Regions from separate parts of the Homo sapiens genome. Here region 2 is linked to region 1. A link is a loop called in an ENCODE intact Hi-C map of the cell type or tissue named here. Cell type or tissue: Calu3. All regions are shown on one strand. Links, peaks and the distances in the headings refer to the core of each region. The heading gives the core; the rest is flanking DNA.

Region 1 (8,286 bases), core at 1-8,000:
TCCTTTAGAATGCTTGCGGTGTGCGGTGTCTGAGGGGAAGAAGTAAGGGGAAGAAGGGACCAATTTCTGTTTCTCTGGCTTCAGAGAAGGAGCCCCTGACCACCTCGGGGACCTCCTCGCGGCTGGAGGCCTCGTGGCTGCAGCCAGGCACGGCGCTGGCCCAGGCATTTAAAGGCTTCCTGACAGGCAGGCCCCTCCACCAGCGCAGCCCCAACTTCCTCCAGGGCCTCCAGCTGCACCAGGACTACTGTAGCCACAAAGACTTCTCCACCTGGGCAGGTCAGGGCCGTGGCCAGGGGTCCCTAGGTCACAAGGTTGGGCCTCTGGGTGGTGTGGCAGGGACTGGCTGAGGCCTAGGAGGTCAGCATCCACTTCTGGGGTGTGGCCTGGAGACGATCCCCTTGGAAGGTCCTGGGGAAGGGCTGGGTGGCATTTAAGGAGTGACCCAGAGGAGAGAAGGGGACATGGATGACCTGTGGCAGGGTGGTGGCCTCTGACCATCCTGCGATTCCCACCAGACTACCAGCTTGACTCCATGCCCAGCCAGCTGACCCCCAAGGAGCCCCGGCTCTGCCTGGTGGACGCCGCCTACTTCATCAACACCAGCTCTCCCTCCATGTTCCGGCCAGGCCGCAGGCTGGACCTCATCCTCTCCTTCGACTACTCCCTATCTGCGCCCTTCGAGGTACCCTGGTCACCCCAGGGGAACCCCTCTGCCCAGCCAGGCCAAGCTCCAGAGGCGAGCAGCAGGGCCACTGAGCCCCTGCCCCACACCGCCGGGGTCCCGAAGGGAAGGAGAGGTGTCAGGCCTTGATCTGCTGGCTCCTGCCAGGGTCCTTAGGTGGGAAGGCTGGGGTGGTGCAGGGGCCTTGGGCTCCCAGGACAGGTGAACAGGGAGGGACCTCCCCACACCTACTCCAAAGAACAGCTGGACGGAGCTGAGAGGAGACCCTAGCATCTCCATGTCCATCCCCCAGACCTCCCCTGAGACGCTGTGCCAATGTGGGTCTCCTCTCGGCTCTGGGATTTGAACAGTCCAGCAATAGCAATCCAGAATTGGGGTTTTGGGGGGCTGGGGGATGGGTCTGACCCCACCTAGAGCTTTTAACCAAACAACATTGCAGACCACCAGAGTCCTTGGACTCCCCCTGGGTCTCCCTCCGAGTCACTCTGCAGCTTGGCCCGACCACAAACAGGACAGAGCCAGGCTGTTGTCTTGACACTGAAGCAGCTGGTGTGGGCTGGAACTGGCCCAGCATTGACCTGGGCCGGGCTGGTTCTCTCCGGGCCACCTTCTCCCCACCAGGCACTGCAGCAGACGGAGCTGTACTGCCGGGCCCGGGGGCTGCCCTTCCCCCGGGTGGAACCCAGCCCTCAGGACCAGCACCAGCCAAGGGAATGCCACCTCTTCTCAGACCCCGCCTGCCCCGAGGCCCCGATCCTGCTGCACTTCCCGCTGGTCAATGCCTCCTTCAAGGACCACTCAGCCCCCGGTGAGGCAGCCCCTCCCAAGCACCCAGGCTGCCTGGCCCCTCAGAGGCCTGCCCTGGGCCCCCCGGCTGCCCAGCAGAGGGAAGGGAAATGAGTCTGCCAGGAGAAGGCTTCAGGCTAGGCCCATCCAGGCCCACTCAGGCCTTGGAGCCCACCCTGGCCTCCTTGCTGATGCCCACATCCCTGCAGGCCCTCTGTTTGCAGGGTCGCTATGCAGGGGTCCCCTTTGTCATGATGCCGGGCTCCTGCAGCCTTCCACTTGCCCTAGTACCCCCAGCTGCCCAGGGCTCCTCTGCTCTCCTGCTCTGTGGGGGACTCACTTGGCCTCTCCACCATCCTTCCCCAGCCCAGGCTGGGCCCCTTCTCAGGGAGCTGGGCCTCTCCTCAGGGGCTCCCGAAATTTAAACCCCCATCACATTCCTTCCTATCTTCTCTTCTCACCAACTGGTCAGAATTTTATTTCCTTCTGGTGGGAAAAACTCATTGCTGCCTTTGTGCGATATTCCCAGCTTTCCAGTTCCTACCATCATTCTAGATCTCCCAGCTTTCCTCTGAACATGCTCAGCCCACATCTGAGAATTCTAAAGAACCTTCATCTCTCAGCAAGTTCTCGCTGCCCCCTTGCTTCCACCGTGAGTTCTAAGAATCCATTCGCAAACCCAGTTGACTTCCCCCTTCTGGCTGTTTCCACCTTGCCTCGAAGCGATGTAGAGACATGTGGGGCTGCCTGAATAGCCTAAGGGGTGTCACGCCACAAGGCAATGAAATATGAAATTGTATTTTCTACCACCAAATAGTACCCATCCAAAGAGCACCCTGCCACCCACATTTACATTCCTGGGCAAAGGACACAGAGAGCTGGGAGGAAAGCAGGGGCCCCTCCAGCGGGGGCAGCCCTCCCTGTGCGCCGCTGCCAGGCTGTAGAAGCCCCGGCGTCCTGCTCCTGACACCCCTCCTACCCCTGGGCAGGTGTCCAGCGCAGCCCCGCAGAGCTCCAGGGTGGCCAAGTGGATCTCACCGGGGCCACCTGCCCCTACACCCTGTCCAACATGACCTACAAGGAGGAAGACTTCGAGCGCCTGCTGCGGCTCAGTGACTACAACGTGCAGACCAGCCAGGGTGCCATCCTGCAGGCCCTGAGGACCGCGCTGAAGCACCGGACTCTAGAGGCGAGGCCTCCAAGGGCACAGACCTGAGGTTGCTCAGAGGCTGCAGGACCCTCCAGGGCCTGCGGGCATAACCTGATCTGTAGCTGGGCTCAGCCACAGGCCTTCCTGGTTGGAGTTCTGGGCTCTCCCAGGCCTGGGTGGCCTCTGTAGCTGGTCTCACTGCCCAGAGGGAACTGCACACACAGACTTCTCTCTTACGTTCATGGCTGGCTTGAGATGAGTTGAAAATAACTTCGCCAGGCCAGTGTGTAGAACAGCTGGTCCAACCAGACAGACTTTCACACCACAATTACTTCCATGCCTGAGCAGGATAGATTTGAAGTGCAAGCCGGAGGCAGCAGATCAGGAGTAGGGACAGGAAGGACAGGGGATGCCTGACCTGACAGGTGGCTTCAGGCCTCGGGAATCACAAGACATCCTGAACACATTGCCTCCTCATCTTCTTCCTGCTCCTCCACCTCCTCCTCTCCTTGTCCTTCTCCTCTTTGTCCTCCTGCTTTCCGTATCCAAGTCTTGTACTTGTTTAAATTTATTCCTAAATATTTTATTCTTTTTGATAAGTGGAGTTACTTTCTTAATTTCATTTAGATTATTCATTGCTATTTTATAGAAATACAATGGATTTTTAAATGTTGATCTTGTATTCCGCAATCTTGCTGAAGTTGTTTACCGGCTCTAATACTTTTGCGGATTTCTTAGAATTTTCTGTAGACAGATCATGCCATCTCCAAATAGAGATGGTTTTACTTCTTCCTGTCTGATCTGAATGCCTTTTATTTATTTTTCCCAATTGCCCTGAGCAGTACAATGATGAACACACGTTTCAAGAGCAGACATCTTGTCTTGTTCCTGACTCTGACAAGAAAGCATAAGTCTCTCACCATTTAGTGTGATTTTAGCTGTGGGTTTTTCTTGGACATCCTTATCAGGTTGAGAAAGTTCTCTTTTATTTCTAGTTTATTGAGTGTTTTATGATGAAACGGTGTTAGGTTTTGTCAAGTGATTTTTCTGTGTCTATGGGCATGATCATGTGGTTTTGTCGTGTATTTTATTAATGTACTCTATTGCATTAATTGGTTTTTGGATATTAAACCAACTTTGCATTCCTGGGGCAGTTTCCATTTGATTATGGTATATAAACCTTTTTGTTTATTGCTGGCACATTTCTTTTTCTTTTTCTTTCTTTTTTTTTTTTTTTGAGACAGAATCTCATCACACTCTGTCACCCAGGCCAAGTTCAATGGTGCAATCTGGCTCACTGCATCCTCAACTTCCTGGGCTCAAGTGATCCTTCCACTTCAGCCTCCCAAGTAGCTGGGACTACAGGCATGTAACACCATACTTGGCTAAATTAAAAAAATGGTTTTTTGTAGAGATGAGGTCTCACCATGTTGCCCAGGCTGGTCTTGAACTCCTGAACTCAAGCAATCCTCCTGCCTCAGCCTCCCAAAGTGCTGGGATTACTGGTGTGAGCCACCACGGCCAGCTGCTAGCACATTTCTTACCTCCCTCATGCAAGGGTGCGTGTACACATACACACACACACACACCTGGCCCCAGGTGGGGGTTGTAGTGAGAGCTTCGGGACAGACCTTGGCTCAGGGACTGCCCTCATCTGATGTCCTCTCTCAGCTTCCTTCCCTGTGCCTCTTCTGCATTTGGCTTTATTTTGATTCTTCACTTTTTCCCTTTATCATGGACTCTTATTTTTTTAACAGTGATATGGGAATTGACTAGCTGTTGTGTTTTATTTTATGCTGGGCATTTTACATTATTCCCCTTAATTCTCACATTTGCCTAATGTGTTAGGTAGAATTACCGTCTCCTTGTTATCAGTGATGAAACTCAGGGTTGGGAAAGGAACAGAACAAAGCATCCTGTGACTCGTCTGCAGGTCCCTGGTGTCCGCCTGATGCACACAAACTTCACAGAGCACCTGTGTCAGGCAGGGTCACCGCGCCCCCGTGACGCAGCAGGACAGAATCAAGGCCACTCCATAAATATGCCTGAGCATGGACAAAAAATGAGGGCACTGTGAAACCATAAAAATGGCCAAACAGTGCCCTCTCCTGTTTCACGTGAGAGACTGCGGTTTCTCTACCAGGCTTTTCGTCCCTCCCGTTCTTCCACCTCCTGGATAAAAATTGTGAAGATCCTCAATTATAGACTCGCCCCACTCCCTGACAGCACCCAATCCACAGCAACACTTTGCTTCCTTGAACATTTCGTAATGTCACCCTACAAACGCCCAAATCCTTCAATAAGCACCCCCCCACCACACACACACACACACACACACACACACACACTTACTGAGACTGCACTGCCTCCTAGTATACAGTCTTCTTAGTGCAATGGGTACCAGTTAACTCAAATTTGTTTGGCTACTGGGCTGTTCCTGCTGGCCTCTGGCTGGTAGGCGTCCACAGGGATTAAGTAACTTGCTAACCTCAAAGGTGGCAAATCCAGGACTGGAGCTTCTGACAGCCACACCTCTCTGTGTCTTTGGGCACTGACTTTGTAACGTGCCCTATTCGTAGTTTAGAATTAACCTCACCAAAGAGAGGTCCAGTCTCTGCCCGTGGCTAGTGGGAGGTGACCTCTGGGTCCTGGAATGTCCTGTCTGACAGGAGTGTCTTTGTTTGCTGGGGGGCTTTGGAGACTAAAGGTCGGTCACACAGGCAGCATCTGATCAAGCCTCAGTAAAGTCTCTGGGCACCAAAGTCTCAGGTAGACTTTCCTGGTGGACAACACCCTGTGCGTATCCTCACACATTGCGGCCCAGAGGAGGCAATGCTGTCCAGAACCCCAAAGAGAGAGGACACCTCCCTGGAAGCTTGCAACTGGACCCCTCCCAGATTCTGCCCTAAGCCTCTCTTCCTTTGGCTGGTTTTAATTTGTATCTTTTCATGATCATAAAACTGTAATCATAAGGTTAGTGCTTTCCTGAGTTCTGTGAGTCACCCTAGAAAATTACTGAAGCTGAGGGTGGTTGTAAGCACCCCCAAATTTGCAGCCAGCTGGTCTGAAGTGAAGGTGGCCCTGGGGACTCTGAACTTGCGGCTGGTGGCTGAAGTTGGGGCAGTCTTGTGGGGACTGTTCCCTCGGACTGGACAGTTTGGTGACCTCTGCTGCAGAGGTCAGGCGTCCCAGAAGATGTGGTGGTCTGGAGGACTGTGCTCCCAACCTCAGGGTTTGGCCAACTGCCGGCACGGATGCTCTGGAGAGTGAGCCGGCATGGTAGAAAAAAAAAAAGACCCTTTCCATTTGGCGAACTTTCAATAAAGCCAGCCAGACAGCCAAGGAGAGTGGGCTGGGCTGAGGCTCAAAGCCACACCTGGCATGTGAGTGTGGATGTTTATCTGTCTCATATACCCGCCCCCCACTAGCTGCTGTCACCCCAGCCCCTGACTACCCAAACACCCGGAGGCCCTCTCAGCCCCACCCTGACCCGGGTGAGGACCGTGACTCCAGCAGCTGTCAGGCCCCCACACAAAGGCATCTATGTAAATCACACAGTGCTCTTCCTGCAGCCTGTGGGCCCTTCCTGGGGCCAGCTCAGAGACAGGAAGACAGCAGGCTGTCTGTCACCAGTCCCAGGACAAGGCTGGCGCTCTGCCCTCTGCTCACCACAGGCTGTGGCCGGGGGAAAGGCGAGCAAGATGAACTGAGAGATGCTCCCTTTTCCTCATCAAGTTGGATTTATCTCCACTATGCAAGAATGCTTTTATATTAGAAAATTTACAATTTTTAAAAACAATGTATAAACAAATGAGAACAACAATATAAAAGTAATTGCTTGATAAAATTCAACACAAACTCGGAAGTTATGAACAGCTCTTAATAAATTAGGGCATCTGCATAACCTGATGTAGGGTAACTGTACTGGTTCATTTTATGTGTCAAATTGGCTGCGCTACAGTGCCCAGAGATTTGGTTTAAAAGTATTCTAGGTGTTTCTGTGAAGGGAGGTGAGCGTTTAAATTGCTGGATTTGGGGCTGAATGCAGTGGCTCAAACCAGTAATCTCGGCACTTTGGGAGGCTGAGGGGAGAGGATCGCGTGAAGCCAGGAGTTCAAGACCAGAGTAGGCAATAAAGTGAGACCCTGTCTCTATAACAATAATAATAATTATAAATAAATTAGTGGATTTTGAGTAAAGTAGATTATCTTCCACCATGTGGGTTGGCCTCAACCAATCAGTTGAAGACCTTAATAGAACAAAAACGGACCTCCCCGCAGCAAGAAGGAATTCTGTTGGCAGAGTGCCATTGGACCCCAACTACAACTCCTCCCTCAGTCTCCAGCATGTCAACCTGCCCCATCAGACTCTGGACTCACCAAGCCTCCACCACGTTGAGCTAATTCCTTACAATACATGTCTTGGCTGGGTGCAGTGGCTCACGCCTATAATCCCAGTGCTTTGAGAGGCCAAGGTGGGTGGGTCACCTGAGGTCAGGAGTACAAGACCAGCCTGGCCAACATGGTGAAACCCTGTCTTTACTAAAAATACAAAAATTAGCCGGGCATGGTGGTGTGTGCCTGTAATCCCAGCTTGGGAGGCTGAGGCAGAAGAATTGCTTGAACCCGGGAGGTGGAGGTTGCAGTGAGCCGAGATTGCGCCATTGCACTCTAGCCTGGGTGACAACAGCAAAACTCCATTTCAAAAAACAAAAACAAAAACAAAATGTCTCTCTCTCGCTTCACTCACACACACACACACACACACACACACACACACACACTCTCTCTCTCTCTCTCTCTCTCTTTCTCGGTTCTGTTTCTCTGCAGAGCATTGACAAATACAGTATATATTTGATGAAAAAACAAAACCTGTCATCCTGAATAGTGAAGTGAAATCCTAGATTCATTTCCTTACAGCTAAGGAACAAGATCAGGATGCCCACTATCTCTGTTTCTTGACAATGGTTTTCTGGAGCTCAATCAGTTTCTGTGAGTCAGGAATTGAGGCATGACTTAACTGGCCATCTGCAATCAAGGTGTTGGCCAGGACTGACCTCGCCCCGAGGCTCAGCTGCGGAGGCATCTGTCTCCAGGCTCATGCATGTGGCTGCTGGCAGGGGTCAGCTCCTCGTGGGCCATGTGTCCCTAGGCCACCCTCCGTTCCTTGCCACATGGGCCTATCCACGGGGTGGTCACAATATGGCAGCTGGCTTCATTGATGTGAGCAAGCAAGAAGAACTCTGAGAGGAGGAAACAAAGGCCAAAATTCCGTAAGAGAGCAGGTTCAGGGGCTTAAGGAAGATGGAGATCCACAGAAGACTCTGAAGGCTGTGGCCTGAAAGGCCGGTGGTGGCGAGCATGATGAGGCGCTCTGGAGAGGCTCCCAGTATTGGCAGAGGGTGCGGTTTGAGGAGCTGTTGTCCTGTGTGCTACCTCTGAGAAGCCATGTTGTCAGCAAGAGGAATGAGCTCACAGAGGTGATCCCAGAAGTATGCACTCGACATTATAGTGGAAAGATCTGGAGGACTGGACAAGCTATGATGTTAAAGGGCACAGGAGTGGCAAGGAAGAGGGTGACAGGGCAGCCAGAGCCCACACAATCAGAGGTCAAGGTCAGATGGAATCTCAGGGACCTTTAGCTCTGCCATACTCATCAATGATGA
Region 2 (8,327 bases), core at 175-8,174, 70 kb before region 1:
AGTTCCTGGAGGTGGGTTACTCCAAGGCATGGGCAGTGCAGAGGGAGCCTCGCCTGGGCTCTTGCCTCTTTCCCAGATGCATCCAATGGGTCTTGGCAAGTTTTGTTTCTCACTCTCCCTCTTCTCCATTTCCCCTGACCCGCCAGGGACTCTCCAAATACCTAGAACCTCTCTAGTGTGGGCAGCCCTCAGATTCGTGAAGAGGAGATCCCGTTCTGGCCAGGCCCTCTCCATCTGGCCACGGCCTCTGCAGCATATGCCTCCAGTGCTGAGCTGCCTAGGAGCCTGCAGCAGCACTTGAGACCTTGTTCCTTCTGCCCCCTGTCCCAGGGGCTCCCTCTTGGCTGCACCCCCTGCTCCATGCTCTCTCACACAGACACGCTGTCAGGAACACCTGTGCTGGGAAGCCTTACCTGTCCTGAGTCTGGAAAGAAGACTAGTTCTGGTTTCCAGGTTGGGGAAGGGTGACTGGAGCCCAGCCTGTGTCTTGGCCTGGCCTGGGATCTGCAGCCCTCCAGCTGGCATGAGTTGCGAGGGCTGGGGGAGCCAGTTATTTGGGCTGGCATGGGGTGGGGACACCTCAGTTCTCCTCTGCCTCCTCACCATGGCTGCCTGTCACAGGCCACGGCCCCTCCCCTTGGTTCAGCAGTGAGAGGTTTATCTGGGAGTTTATCTGGCTCCTGCTGTGGCCATTGTCATCAACACTGCTGTGCCTGCCGTCATCAATAACTTGTTAGTAAAACCTTCATAGGGTTCACAGCTCAGAACTGCACAGCGTTCACAACTTAGAATCTGTGGTGTTTCTTCAGTGCCCATTAGAGCCTCAGGCTGTCTCTGGCTCCTAGAAAGTCATTCTACCATCTGTTTTGTTCACTGCTGTATCCTCAGTGCCTAGAGCAGCAGTTGATACATGGTAGGTGCTCAGTAAATATTTGATAAATGAATGGGAACCTACATTCTAAGAAATGGATCGTCACCCACCAACCACAAAAAAGCATGCAATGCTTTCATGATTCCTAACCCATGTGGACTTTTTGAAGAGCTGATATAAACCACAGACCCTCTCCCAAGAAAAAGGCATACACACACACATGAAAAGTTGCTTACAATAAGGTCTCTGCTTCAGCTATGTGATCAGCAGCCCCAGGGTTGCAGAGGCCAGCGTCTGTCCCCGCAGGCCAGCAAGGCTTGTGAAGGAGGCAAACGTGGGCTTGTGCAGAGTGGGCGGGGACCTTCTCACACAGAAGTGTAGGCAATGCCACTTGTGCTCAGATAAGGTTTGGGAGGAGACTGGGACAAGATCAAGGGCAGGGGGCAGGGGGCAGGAGGCTGGGCTAGTGCTGTGGCCCAGATATTGGCCAGAAGTACAGGGAGGATCTCAGCCAGGGATGGGGAGGCTCCAACAAGACTGAATCTGGGAGCCACGCAGAGCAAGAAGCCAGGGGAGGGGCCGAAGGTAACCCAGCCAGTTTAATGTCTGCTCCTCAGGAGAGATCTGAGTCTTTACCTCATTCCCAACCCTTATCTGAGATGGCTGGAAATAAGCTTCAGGGTCCTGAAGGTGACAGAGTTGGAGGGATTTGTCTAGAAGAGCAAGCATGGTTTCCCTTGAAGCTGGGTAGAAACACAGGAGCAGGGACATCATTCATCAACTTGTCAGAGCTCCTCATGAGGCAAGGGAAGAAAAAGGGGGCCACAAGTGTAGGAGATTGGTCAGAGTGGTGGGAGAAGCTATAGGGAAAGGAGCAGGCCTTCTGAAAGGTTGGAAGGCTCTGCATAGCTTTGGAGGAGAATAGCTAAAGACAGCTGTTCTATAACCCTGAGGCAGAGGGCAAGGAGTAGGTACGAGGGAGTGTGGGGGAATTTATCTTAAACAGGCTTGTTTACTTCTGTTGACCAGGAACTGACCTTTGATCATCTACGCCCATGACCTTCCCTGAAAGGGGAACAATAAATGTTAATTACCTCCAGTGTTTGCTCCAGGCTTTTGGCATTGTGCCTGCACTGAATAAAAGCAAGCAGCTCCAGCTTCTCAGGGCTGCACTTTGGCCACTTGAGCTGGGCAGTCCCCTAGCTGCTCTTACACTGCATACCTGTGTCTGAGTACACATTTCATCCACTGCTCAGCCAGGGTCGCTCCTCAGTGAGGAGGTATCTGAGTCCTTACCTCATTTCCAACTCTTGTCTGAGATGGCTGGAAATAAGCTTCAAGGTCCTGAAGGTGACAGAGTTGGAGGGATTTGTCCAGAAGAACAAGCATGGTTTCCCTTGAAGCTGGGTAGAAACACAGGAGCAGGGGCATCATTCATCAGCTTGTCAGAGCCCCTCATGAGAGAAAAAGGGGGCCACAAGCCTGTCACATAGGGCTGCACAGGTTGTGCACTGCACAACTTCAGGGGATCCTGTTCACATGAACTGATGGTGTGAATTTGTCTCTTGGAGTTGTGTGACCTAGCAGCCCTGGGAGCACAGCCTCAACTGAGTATGAGGACAGAGGCTGGTTCAAATATCAGGCCCCCTGGTTCCTTCGATGCAGCTCGGCATTCACAAGAATCTCCTGCAGAAAATCGAAGAGCAAGTATCCTTTCCATTCCTTGGATGGTGCAGCACTGGGAGAAGGGCCTCAGGTACTGGCAGGTGGCTGGTGGGCATGGGTAACCCCCGCCTTCTCTGAGCCCAGGCCATGCAGCTAACATTGCTCAGTTGGTGGTGGTAATCAGCTGAGGCTTTAAATGAAATTTCCTTCATTTCAGATGAAACCATTCTTGCAGAGGAGAAAAGCAGGGCACACTGCATACCCTGCAGGAATCTATCTTTCCCTAGCACCTCTGTCCTGTAAAACTCCACAGGGACACCCAACAAACGGGGCAAGGAGTCCTGGAATTTTCTCCATGAAGGACAGGGGTCTGTAGGGGGCTGTCCTGGGAGTCAGGGAGGCTGTTAACCACTAGAGGTCAGGGCTGGGGACTGATTTTTTTTTCCTATTAGGAAAGCTGAGGCACAGGAAATATTAAGCGGTGAATGACTCACTATGTTAAAAAGCCAGTTACTTTAGTAAGATTTAGGTCTTGGTTTTGAAAAAGATGTACAGTTGCTTTTCGACTTACAATGAGGTTACATCTCAACCCATTGGAAAGTCAAAAAACTGTAAGTCAAACCATTCAGTTGGGGACCATCTGGATAAATATGTAATAAAGGCCACTGTTTTAAAAGTCTACCAACACTAGGTGGCGAGCTTTGGCAAAGTAAGTGGTAAAAGGAGGCGAAGTTGGAGAAAGAGGAAAAGACAAAGGGGAGGAAAATATGAGTAAGGAAGAGAAGGGATGGGGAGCTACCCAGAAGGGGGGCCACCCGGGTGGGGAGAGGCAGGCAGGTGCTCTTGAGAGAGGCTCTGGCTGATTTGCTGGCATTCACAAGTCCTCGTGGCTCTTTATCCTTTGACCCCAGAGTGATGGATCTCACCTGGGTTGCACCTTGAATTCACCTGGGGAGCTTTAAATGCCTGATGCCTGCCCTGGCTCTGCTTGGTCTACTGCGGGGCATCTTTGTCATCCCACCACCCCCACTGGGCTCCTCTGGACCATGGTGGCTGAGGCTTCCACAGGAGGGTCCAGGTGGCCCTTGCTTGTGCATCGTCTAGTTCGGGTTGGTACCGTTGAAGCCCCTTCTTGCTTTTCCTTCCTCCCTCTGGCCTCAGCGCTTCTGCTGTCCTTGTCCTCCTGTCCTCTCTTCGGGTCCCTGAACACTGCCAGAATTTCCTGGAGGCACCTTAAGTCCTCTAAGGGCCTATAGATTTTCAGTTCCATCTTGGGTACCAGGAAACACTGTGCCATGCCCCAGGTCTCCTTTCACTCCCCACCCCAACCTCTCCATTTATTTTACCATCGCTGGGTTTCAAAGCAAGTCCTGGGGCTTGAGACACACTTGTTTTCTGTTTGCCATGCTTCGTCTTTCTCCCCCGCCTTCCTGCTTTCTGGTTTGATTTTTTTCTTTTCCCCTCTGCTGGTTTGAATGTTATGCATCCTATTTCCACCATTCTGGTGGTTCCTCTTGTCAATTTCATTGACGTATCATTTATATGCAATAGCACACATTCTAAGTGTACAGTAAGTGTACAAGAGAGTAAGTGCACAGTTCAATGAATTCTGATTTATATACATGTGTAACTACCACCACAGTCACGATATGGAACATTTCCATCACCCAAAATGTTATCTTGCGTTCCGTCCCAGTCAGTTTCCCCACTCCTGGCCCCAGGTGACTACTGATCGGCTTTCTCCCACAATGGATTTGTCTTTTCCAGAGTTTCATACAAATGGAATGGTATAGTCGAAAAATTATTACCTTGAACCACTTAAAATTTTTTTGACTTACAATTCGTTGACTTTTTGACTCATTGTGTCCAGCTTCTCTCACTCAACACGTTTTGCGTTTGCGAGTCATCCCTGTTGCTGTGTCTGTAGTTCTTTCCTTAGTATAACTCACTAGGATGTATGTAGATATCCCACAATGTTTATCCATTCCCCTGCTGATGGAAATTTGGTTTATTTCCAAATTTAGCTTCATTAAAAGTCTTCTTACGGCCAGGTGCGGTGGCTCACGCCTGTAATCCCAGCACTTTGGGAGGCCGAGGCGGGTGGATCACGAGGTCAGGAGATCGAGACCACCCTGGCTAACACACTGAAACCCCGTCTCTACTAAAAATACAAAAAATTAGCCAGGCGTGGTCGTGGGCGCCTGTAGTCCCAGCTACTCAGGAGGCTGAGCCAGGAGAATGGCGTGAACCATGGAGACAGATCTTGCGGTGAGCTGAGATCGCGCCACTGCACTCCAGCCTGGGTGACAGAGCGAGACTCTGTCTCCGAAAAAAAAAAAGTCTTCTTACTTAAACATTCATTCATTCATGCATTCATTCAGAGACAGTCTCACTCTGTCGCCCAGGCTGGAATGCAGTGGCATGATCTTTCCTCACTGCAACCTCTGCCTCCCGCATTCAAGCGATTCTTCTGCCTCAGCCTCCCGAGTAGCTGGGACTACAGGTGTGTACCACCATGCCTGGCTAATTTTCGTATTTTTAATAGAGACAGGTTTCACCATGTTGGCCAGGCTGGTCTTGAACTCCTGACCTCAAGTGATGCACCCACCTCTGCCTCCCAAAGTGCTGGGATTACAGGCATGAGCCACCACACCCAGCCTAAACTTTTATTTTTTTAAAGTCCCATTAAAAAGTCCACCAGTCTCTATTGTCTCTCCCCAAACAAGACAAGCATCCTGGCATGCTTGTAGCTTCCTGTTTCCTGCCCTATGTGCCGCTCCCCAACCACCCAAACATTCTACTAATCACCTGGAATCTTATTTCCAGTGTATTAAAAACTGCAAAATAGAAATTTTTATTTCCACTTTACAATATAGTTTCTTGATTTAGTTGCTTGTCATTGCTTCTTGTAACTCCTTTCTTTCTTTTGCGTTTGCTTTTCTTTTTAGTGGAGTGCAAAATTGAATATTTAATGAAGGGTGTGTGGATGGTAAATATTCTGACTGCTTATATGTCTAGAATTCTCTTTTCTTGCCCTGACTTATGAGTAATAGCCTGGAAGAGTATAGAATTCTTGGTTCATGCTTGCATATGCTCAGATGTTAATGCCTTCTTGCATTTGATATTGCTGATATGCAATCTGATGGCAGCTGGAGTCCCCATTGCAGGTCATTTGTCTGTAACTTTTAGGACTTTGTCTTTTATTTTATTTATTTATTGTTTTCTGAAATGAGGTCTCACTCTGTCACCCAGGCTGGAGTACAGTGGCAGATGATGGCTCACTGCAGCCTCAACCTCCTAAGCTCAAGCGATCCTCCCACCTCAGCCTCCCAAGAAGCTGGGCCCACAGGCATGTGCCACCATTCCTGGCTATTTTTATTTTTATTTTTAATTTTGTAGAGACGGGGTCTCCCTATGTTGCTCAGGCTGGTGTCCAACTCCTGGGCTCAAACAATCCTCTGACCTCGGCCTTACAAAGTGATAGGATTACAGGTGTGAGTCACCATACCCGGCCTGTCTTTGATTTTTAAAGTTTAACTTTGGCCAGGCTCTATGGCTCGCATCTGTAATCCCAACACTTTGGGAAGCCAGGCAGGAGGATCACTTGAAGCCAGGAGTTAAAGACAAACCTGGTCAACAAAGCAAGACTTCATCTCTATAAAAAATTAGCTAAGCATGATGGTGCACACCTTAGTTCCAGCTATTTGGGAGGCTGAGGCAAGAGAACTGCTTGAGCCCAGAAGGAGTTCGAGGCTGCAGTGAGCCACGATTGCATCACTGCACTCCAGCCTGGGTGACAGAGCAAAACTCTGTCTCAAAAAAAAATAATAAAATCAAAAAGTTTAATTTTGATTTTTCTAAAGTGTAAAGGTAAAAAATTATCAGTGAGCTCTTTCAACTTCTGGATGTATGTCTTTTTGAAGCTCTAAGAAATTACCTGTCAATTTTATCACAACTGCTGTTCATCCTCCCTTTCTGGAATTCATATTAACTGGATGTAGGAATATCTGAATCAACGCTGTGTATCCCTAAACTTTCCTCTTATGCATTCTATCTTTTCATTGTGCTGTATTCCGGGGGATTTTCTTAGCATGATTTTCCAGATCATGAACACAATCTTCTGTGTCCAGTCCGCTCCTGGATTCATCTTTTGGGGTTTCTGTTTAACTTGACTATCACATTTTTCATTTTAAGTTCTCTAAGCGGATCTTTTCCAAAACTACGTGTTTTCATTTCCTGAATAGGCTTCACTCCTTTCACTGTGATGATGTTAGCGTATGTATTTTAACACGTTTTTCTGATTGTTCTGTGACTGGATTCCTTGGGGGTAGGTTCTTTGTTGCCTCTCTTTCATGGATGCTGCCTTCTTTATGTATTTGGTGACTGTTGGTTGTAACCTCATCTCTGAGAGAGTTCCTTGCATGCCCTGGGCTGTGATGGCTCCTGGCTGCGTGTCCTTGGCCATGCCGTGGTAATGATGGCTGGCCTGCAGGTGGCAGTGTGGGACTTGGGGCTGGGGAGGCTGAAGCTATGCTGCTGGGGGACTCACACAGCCTTGAAGGGATGCTGCAGCCCCTGGGTAACAGTAGCAGCCTTGGCATGGAGGGCCGGGTAGCGTGCCAGTGTGTTCCATTGGGCTGCCCGTTTACCTCCTTCATTCAGGGCTGCCTCTGCGTTTCTGACTCATGAAGAGTTCTCTTTCTTGCTTTGAATCATGGGTTATTAATTTATTAACCTATGTTTTTATCTTTTCTATTATTAATATGACGGGCTTGGTATAGGGGGTCCTCCAAACCTCATATTGAAATTTAATCCCCAGTGTTGAAGATGGGTCCTAATGGGAAGTGTTCGGTTATGGGACCAGATCCCTCAAGAATAGGTTATTGCCCTCTTTCTTGGGGGCTGGGTGAGTTCCCACTCTATTAGTTCCTCCAAGAGCTGGTTGTTAAAAAGAGCCTGGCACCTCCCCCATCTCTTGCTTTCTCTCTCACTCTGTGATCTCTGCACACAAAGGCTCCCCTTGCCCTCTGCCACGAGTGGAAGCCGTCTGAGGCCCTCACCAGAAGCAGACGCAGATGCTGGCACCATGCTCTTTGAACAGCCTGCCTTGAAGAGCCATGAGCCAAATGAACCTGTTTTCTTTATAAATTACCCAACTTCAGGTATCCTTTCATAGCAACACAAACTAACTAAGATGGGGATGAGTAAAATGTTACAAAGGAAAAGTTGTGTTTCAAGATGAAAGACAGAGAACAGGCTAAGATCACCCTCAACATTTTAAAAAAATTATTTTCAATTACACAGTAAATTTTCTGAATTTGTCTTTTTAAGAAATGATTTAAGTTAAATTAACTATTCTACATCTGAAACAATGAAGAAATTTTAGGCATGAATTGTTTTATACATTTTATTCTATTAATATTTGAGTTTTTTGATTACTCATGTATTTTTTTTCTTTTTTTGAGACGGAGTCTCACTCTGTTACCCAGGCTGGAGTGCAGTGGTGCGATCTCCGCTCACTGCAAGCTCTGCCCCCCTGGGTTCAAGTGATTTCTCCTGCCTCAGTCTCCCAAGTAGCCAGGATTACACGCACATGCCACCACACCCTGCTAATTTTTGTATTTTTAGTAGAGACGGGGTTTCACCATGTTGGCCAGGCTGGTCTTGAACTCCTGACCTCAGGTGATCCGGCCACCTTGGCCCCCCAAAGTGCTGGGATTACAGGCGTGAGCCACTGCACCTAGCCGATTACTCAGGTATTTTTCAATCCCCAAATGCACCATCAATCTGT

What was found. Hi-C counts contacts between places; a loop is a spot of excess contacts. Peaks named below come from ENCODE experiments on the same cell type or tissue, not always from the same donor. Only the 100,000 strongest peaks of a DNase experiment are listed, where the experiment ranks them.
Region 2: a loop joins it to region 1, with 11 times the contacts of the local background. A loop is called at or near these places in 72 of 110 quality-filtered maps.

The regions. Positions count from the first base shown.
Region 1 is chr15:42,063,116-42,071,401 of GRCh38, reverse strand. PLA2G4D (phospholipase A2 group IVD) reads left to right here. Exons shown (of 20, transcript NM_178034.4): 17 at 85-279; 18 at 519-685; 19 at 1,307-1,493; 20 at 2,461-4,393. The coding sequence ends at 2,687. Among named protein-coding and RNA genes, the nearest start is that of PLA2G4D, 27 kb to the left of the region's middle. In Calu3, for the core only: no CTCF peak of the experiment used is centred there; a DNase peak (open chromatin) is centred at 4,711.
Region 2 is chr15:42,132,797-42,141,123 of GRCh38, reverse strand. It overlaps PLA2G4F (phospholipase A2 group IVF), which reads left to right. Exons shown (of 20, transcript NM_213600.4): 20 at 1-2,090. Among named protein-coding and RNA genes, the nearest start is that of PLA2G4F, 20 kb to the left of the region's middle. In Calu3, for the core only: no CTCF peak of the experiment used is centred there; a DNase peak (open chromatin) is centred at 7,033.